Regions from separate parts of the Homo sapiens genome. Here region 1 is linked to region 2. A link is a loop called in an ENCODE intact Hi-C map of the cell type or tissue named here. Cell type or tissue: heart left ventricle. All regions are shown on one strand.

Region 1 (4,000 bases), 200 kb after region 2:
CAGCCAAAAGGCAAAATGAAGCAGCTGTTCTTACAAAAGGCTAACAGTCCTTTACATTTTACACTTAAAAATGTAAAAAAGAAAAAAAAATCTTTGCTCTCAGGACACAGGTGGTAGTTCGTCAACCCCAGGGAAAATACACTGGGTGAACTCTTGGTTTAACTTTAGAAGAGTTAGAAATTGCTTTATTCACCTTCTTTGTTTCACTGACATAAGGGCAGTACCAATAAAAAGAGCTTGGGCTCAGGAGTTATTACACCTCCTGGCCCCAGCTGCTCTACTGTAGTTCTCAGAAAACATCATGACGTCAACCAATACCCAATCCCTACAGAGACCTGTGACTTCCTCAGGATTCTGAAGATAAACAAGTTGCTTAATGTCTGTTCTCTTCCTTGTTATCTTGTGGCAGCTGTCAGGAGGGACACTTGCCTTTCAAAGCCCTTAGAAAACATCATCTTGCTTCCTTTAGAGAATGAAAGCAAGGAGTACCATCTCTTCAATATATTCCTCCAACTGAAAAGTTAATTATAATTGTTATGTCAGTTTTGTGAATGAAATGGTCTGCTGACAAGTGGCTTTTAGAACTGAGCTTAGGCTGTTTTCCATGGTTTCCATGCATGACCCATTAAACATGGCCAGATTGTCTGGCAGGTTTTTGTATCCAGGGCCTCCTGTGCCTTTCTCTTCACTACTGTGAAGATGATGATGCTCAGTTATTCTAAATCCCACCCTAATAAGAACTTCCTAGCAACTGGGAGCTCATTGGACTTCTGTTTTTTTTTTCTCATAAGTATTTCTCTGCCTTATTCATCTGGATATATATATATATATTTTTTTTTTTTTGAGACGGAGTCTCACTCTGTCCCCCAGGCTGGAGTGCAGTGGCGCGATCTCAGCTCACTGCAGGCTCCGCCTCCCAGGTTCACGCCATTCTCCTGCCTCAGCCTCCCAAGTAGCTGGGACTACAGGCGCCTGCCAACACACCCGGCTAATTTTTTGTATTTTTAGTAGAGACGGGGTTTCACCGTGTTAGCCAGGATGGTCTCGATCTCCTGACCTCGTGATCTGCGCATCCCAGCCTCCCAAAGTGCTGGGATTACAGGCATGAGCGACCGCACCAAGCCTCATCTGGATATCTTTAGATGAGTCTGATCCCACTTGGCAGGTAAATTTGGGATATTTGCTCTCAAAGAAGTAGGTATGTAATTTACATGATTATGCAAATGAAACATCACTTCCTTGAGGCAGATCTGCTTGCTCTACCCTGATCGATAACCTTCTTTTTTCAGCACAGCCACATGGATACATATCCATTCAAATAAATTAACATTCCAATCCTGGAAAGCTGATTTCAGAAGAATGAATTGGTAAAATGCTAATAGCAGGTAAAGTGGAGTTCAAACTCACTAATCAAAGAGACATAAATTTAAAACAATTCAGAGCAATCTCTTAGCCATTGAAACTGCAAATCCTTTTGTAAAGGATAACGTTGTGTCAGCTTCAAGGTGATGATGTGGGAATGCCTGCCTAAGCAACACAGCTGGGGCAGTGAAGGCAGAGCATCTGACTTCAAATTCTGAACACTGGCAGTATCCTACTCTATCCCATGAGATAATGTTTAAATAGATCATAGTATGATCTATTTAATAAATAGACAATTATTAAAATTCATGCTCTGTATTAGTCTGTTTTCATGCTACTGATAAAGACATAACCGGGACTTAGTAATTTATAAAGAAAAAGAGGTTTAATGAACTCACAGTTCCATGTAGCTGGGGAGGCGTCAAAATCATGGTAGAAAACAAAAGGCACATCTTACATGGTGGGGGTAAGAGAGAATTGAGGATTAAGTAAAGGGGGTAAACCCCTTAAAAAGCCATCAGATCTCATGAGACTTATTCCCCACCAAGAGAACAGCATGTAGGAAACTGCCCCCATGATTCAATTATCTCCCATGAGCTCCCTCCCACAACACATGGGAATTATGGGAGCTACAATTCAAGATGAGATTTGACTGGGGACACAGCCAAACCATATCAGTCTCTAAGAATAATTAACGATATAGGGAAATGTTCGTGGCATTATACTAAGTGAAGGAATTAGTATACAAAACTGGATACAAAGTATGATCCCAATTTATTTTAAAATATGAATACAAAAATATAGGAGTATGTTTTTGTGTGTTGAATGGCATGTCAAGTGAAGATTCCCTGGATTTACATGTTGAACTAAATTTGCTTAAGCTACTAATTCCATGCCTTATGACAAAGCAAACCTCTTTCTAAGATTTCCTGAGGGATGATATATTCACGGTCATCTCAGCTCCACAATCCTCTTTTTGGTCCTGCATCATTTCAGATTTTAGAGTGTTAGCTCAGCTCCCTCCTCAATTTCTTTAGGTTTTTATTTCTTAGCCCAAACCTCACTATTCAATTTCTACCAAGAAAATAATTACATAAAGAATTCAGGAGTATAATAGAATCAAGCATTTGGAAGAAAGATGCAGGAAAACTTCATACGACAATGTGCAAATCATTACAAACTGAACATTATCATTTTCAAAAATTATGTTAGCTACCTCACCACAGGAAAACTTCCCGTGGCCCATTTGCACATTAAGTCACTCGGTTTCATATTTCATGAGCACATCTTTCCTCATCCTCTCTTTCTTCTCTACCTCTCCTCCATTAGAGCAATAAAATAAATTCTCTCATTTTCCTATGCAAAGCCACTAGACATTCCCTTTTGTAGCTGAGATTCCTGGACAACAGTTCTCTCTAAATCCTGCCTTCTATCCTAGGCTGCTGAACTAGGTATTTCCCAAAGTCAATTCCCACTGTAAGCGTAATCTAGTATACCAATTATTAAAATGGTGGTCCTCAAATCAGCCTGCTCATTGGAATTTGAGAAGTTTTTTGGTCTTATTTTTTATATAAATATTAGTTCCTAGGCCCCTTCAGAAGGTCTGAGGGTGTGGCTTTGTTACAGATTTATCTTTGACATCCATGCAACTCTAGCGTGCAGGATGAAAAGCATGCAGAGTTGAAAAAAAAATGCTGAAATAAAAAGCATTTGCATTGTTACACATATACCATATATCTTTGATTCTATGATGCATTTTTTTACCTCTTGATTTTTTTAAAATTAGGATGCATTTAATAATTTATATCAAAAAGAACTTGCAAGCTGCCAAATAGATTAAGTTGTGACATACTTATCATTTCTTGCAATGCATATGGGAACGGTGCCCAGTCTCTCCAAATATATCATGAAATCTTAAAAGCTTGGAGAGTTTGATGTGACTGATTCATGCATTATGAAGGACTATTATTTAGGCACTGAAAATCCATGAGTAAAAGCTTCTGGCTAAATTTGAAGAGAGGCCTGTGATGTGTAATTCAATAGAAGAAAAAATTATGAGTTTAACAAAATAGGGAATGTGGATAAAATCCCATTACAGTTGACTCTTGAACAATGTGGGGGTTACTGTCTCGGGGTGGCAGAGGTAGAAGACGTAAAGGAGGTGGAAGGGGAGGCAGGAGAGGCAGGCACTCTTGGTGTAATTTGTACTGAAAAAAATCCACATATAAGTTGCCCCATGCAGTTCAAACTTGTGTTGTTCAAGGGTCAACTGCATTGTTTACTATACTTTGACATTAGGCTATATAGATACAGATGTCAAAGAGATCAAGATTTGAAGCACACATTATAGGAGCAGCACAAAACAGAGATGATATGCAGAATTAAGACTGGCCCAAAGTGATTCAGAAGAAACTTTAAACTCATGATGAGAAGGAAACTCATTCTCAAGTGTTATGCAAAGAAAATGGTACACAAATGCCATTTTTTTAGGAAAAAAAGAAATATACTTTTAACTTTGTTTTTCTTGAAATGTAATAAATAGGCTAGGCACAGTGGCTCATGCATGTAATCCCAGAATTTTGGGAGGCCGAGGCAGATCGCTTGACTCCATGAGTTCGAGAACAGCCTGGGCAACATG
Region 2 (4,000 bases):
AGAAAGAAATGGAGATATTGAGGGGTTAAGTAACTTGCTAAAGGTCACATAGTTTAAAAATGACAGAGCTGGGAAAACCCAGGTGGCTGGGTTCAGCATCCCCATTCTTGAATCCTGTTCTCTGCTGCCCGTATATATCCAATTCCACTGCCTGGTCAAGTCATTGTCTTTCAATTAATAGCCATCTCTTTATTTTCCTCCTGCACAGCAGATTTTTCTTTCTAAGTCACCAACCTCTTTTCTATTATCTCTAATCTAATCTGACTTAAGTAGATCTGATCTCTACTAATTAAAATCCAAACCTTCCAGAACCTCTGAGGCCCTTCAGAATACATCCCTGACTCAACCCCAACCTCATGTCCTGCTACTCTTTATCCAAACACCCTGCCTTTGCCCCCTCCCTCCTCTGGCCTTCCCTTAATCTAATAATAATTACGCTAGCATCAAAGTATTGAGTGTCTAGGATGTATCAGTCTTTGTAATAGGCACTTTATATATTCTCACTCATTATCTTAGCAACCCTACAATGTAAGTATTTGTCATATCCTCTTTTTGCCAATGAGGAAACTTGCACTCTGAAAAATTAAAACTAATCTAAGGTCTCTTTGGAAGCGAGTGGTTGAGTCAGGATTTGAATATAAGTTCTGAATACTTTTACACTGTTGGTGGGAGAGTAAATTAGTTCAACCATTGTGGAAGACAGTATGGAGATTCCTCAAGGATCTAGAACTAGAAATACCACTTGACCCAGCAATCTTATTACTGGGTATATACGCAAAGGAATATAAATCATTCTACTAAAAAGGCACATGCACATGTTTGTTTATTGCAGCACTATCTACAATAGCAAAAACACAGAACCAACCCAAATGCCCATCAATGATAGACTGGAAAAGGAAAATGTGGCACATATACAACGTGCAATACTATGCAGCCATAAAAAGGAATAAGATCATGTCCTTTGCAGGGACATGGATGAAGCTGGAAGTCATTATCCTCAGCAAACTAACACAGGAACAAAAAAACCAAACACTGCATGTCCTCACTCATAAGTGGGAGTTGAAGATTGAGAACACATGGATACAGAGAGGGGAACAACACACACCAGGGCCTGTTGGGGGTGGGGGTGAGGTAAAGGAACTTAGAGGATGAGTCAATAGGTGCAGCAAGCCACCATGGCACAGGTATACCTGTGTAACAAACCTGCATGTTCTGCACATGTTTCCCATTTTTTAAAGAATAAAGAAAAAATAGGTTCCAAATTCACATGCTTTTTCCTATTCAATCAATAAATATATGTAAAAGTATACCAATAAATCTTAGAGTTATTTTCTGGGTTGCAAACGTGCCGTTTGACAATATTGCTGTGCGTGTACCTGGGAAATGCTCCTCAGCATTCCTTAGGACATTTACAAAAGGTGGTGGTAGGAGTGAGGGGTGGAGAGAGGATTACTGAGTTGCAGCTGACTTGATCAGGGAGAGCCAGTGCACTTGGCCACCTGGCTGCACTCAACTCAAACAATCAGGAACTCCAATCCCAAAGAAGCATTAGGTAATCATCATCAGAAAACAAACAAACAAGTGAGTAGCCAATCATATAGCCTGAGCCTTGTAGCTTAAATGAAGGGATGGAAGGTTCATCAGACTCAAAACTCAGCAGCCAGAAACAAGTAAAAATGGTTTTGTTAGAAGTTCCCCTGAAATTCTCTTTTGGCTCCTGCTGTGCAAAGGAAGGAGAACACCTGGCTCCCACAAATTGTGCAAACTATCCCCACATCATAAAGTGAAGGGAAGTAAGACAGCAAGCCTCATAAAGTGTATGTTGGGCCGCTGAGCCTCCTGCTGCCACCCTGATCAATCAGCCAAGTTATCCACATCACCAACACTAGAGGGCACTCTGCCTTCTAGCAGACAAATGCGTGTGCCTGGGCCCTGAGGTTGGGGATTATGTTGTCCACACACAAGATCTCTACTCAGTCCCAATGCAGATCACCCCGATTTATATTTTCTAGTGGGGTACAGGGTGTTATAGCAGACGGGACTTCTTGCTAAGTACAAGAAATAAATGTTTTTCTCCCCAACTGTCATGTCAACTTTTTGCCTGAATCTCAATTCCCTATAAGGGGATGAACAGAAACAACTGCATGTGGTGAAAACTCACCTCAGGCCTCCATATTTTGATCCTGAAATGGAGAGTCCTATTTTTCCCAGTCTTGACGTCTATCCTCAGAGAAAACCTCCCTGGCCACTTATTGCCCTGGCTATAGTCCTCTAATCAGGACTGCTAATTAGAAAAAGTGACTAGAGGTTAAAAAAAAAAAAAGTTTCATTTCATTGAGGCTGTTATAACACAATATCATAAACTGAGTGTCTTATAAACAAAGAAATGTAATCCTCACAGATCTGGAAGCCGGGAAATCCAATATTAAGGAAGAGTCATGTATGATGAGGACCTGCTCTCTGACTCAAAGAAGGTGACTTATTGCTGCATCCTCACATGGTAGAAGAGGAAAGTGGTCTCTCTGAGTTTTGTTTTATGAGGACTCCAGTGACCTCTCAAAGGTCTCACCTCCAGATACCATCACTTTGGGGAGTTAAGATTTCAACATTTGAATTTGGAAGGAACATAAACATTCAAACAATAGCAGAAGAGAATGAATGAACTTAACAGGATGCTAGCTATATGTTACGCAGGTTACTTTGGTCGGGGTGATGGTTTTGAACATATATCTTCTTAATCTTTACAGTAGGCCAATGAGGTCAATGGCACAATCCCATTTTACAGATGATAAAACTGAGGTTCAGGGAGATTAAAGAACATGTCTGGGTACAGCATAGATATGAATAACAATGAGAATTCAAATAGAAAAATAATTCCAAAGGCCATGCTTTAGGCTAGAGGTTAGCAAACTATGGCCAATGGGTCAAATGCAGCTTACCACCTGATTTTGTACTAATGTTTTGCTACAACACTGCCATGCCAATTTGTTTATGTAATTGTCTATGCCTGTTTTTATACCACAACAGTAGAGTAGCATAGTTGTGACAGAGACTCTACGGCCCCCAAAGCCTAAAATATTTACCCTGTGGCCTTTTACAGAAGGTTTGCCAAACTCTGCTTTAGGCATATGTGATTTGAGGCACAAAGAAAAGCCCTAACTTTAAATTTTTTCATAATAGTGCCTAAAATTTTACTTCTACTTCTTTGAGATCAGTATCACCCTAGGACACTATCAAATTTGAGGCATTGAAGCAGAATTATACATCTGCATCATAATTTCTGAATACCTTAAATAGTAATAGGGTTTAGAGCTTGGAAGGAATTGAGGGTTCTGGGAGATTAATTTCAAAACTTCTCATCTGTACAACTGGCAAAGAAGAGGTTCTAAATTTAAAGGACTGTATCACTAAGTACTGTGACATGTTTGGGCTCAAGCAACTTTGCTGTAGGACTGAACTTAACTGAGCGAAACACAGTGGGGCACTCCTGCCCATTTCATAAGAGTGTCATGAATCCTGGGTTTTCCAGCAGCACTGAGAATTCAGAGGAGCTCTGGGTTCCTGGATCAATGCTATTCCAGGGTCTCCAGATCCACCAGCACTGAAAACGTGGTGGAGAACTAGTAGATTGCTTGCTCCACTCACATCTAAAGGGAGTTTCTCAGAGAAGTTGGAACAGACTCATAGCTAGAAACAGCATCTCTGTGGAATTTCCTGGAACTGAGGCTGAGCACTTCCTGCACAGCGAGTGAAGCAGCAAGAAGACAAGAGGATAATCTAAGAGTACGCTTTAGGAATTATCGGAAATACTTTGAATGGGGAAACTATGAAAACTTACACTTCTAGCTCTTTAAGATTTAGCAACTGAGGCTCAGTGCCATTGAAACTAGGTTTTTTAATTTTAATCAAACCATATTTGTACTCACAAGCTGGCAAAGCTAAAAAGCTTTAGTTTCTGTATCAGTCAACTGGAACAATGAGTTGACACCACCACCACCCC

The links. Peaks named below come from ENCODE experiments on the same cell type or tissue, not always from the same donor. Only the 100,000 strongest peaks of a DNase experiment are listed, where the experiment ranks them.
Region 1: it touches region 2 in a loop (2.3-fold over the local background); 6 of 110 quality-filtered maps call a loop at or near these places.

The regions. Positions count from the first base shown.
Region 1 is chr9:7,333,206-7,337,205 of GRCh38, reverse strand. The region is part of intron 2 of LOC105375970 (a long non-coding RNA gene); the gene reads right to left. Among named protein-coding and RNA genes, the nearest start is that of DMAC1, 460 kb to the left of the region's middle. In heart left ventricle, no CTCF peak of the experiment used is centred here; no DNase peak of the experiment used is centred here; H3K27ac peaks cover 940 bases.
Region 2 is chr9:7,534,421-7,538,420 of GRCh38, reverse strand. No RefSeq gene overlaps it. Among named protein-coding and RNA genes, the nearest start is that of DMAC1, 260 kb to the left of the region's middle. In heart left ventricle, a CTCF peak has its summit at 1,897 (motif pointing right); no DNase peak of the experiment used is centred here.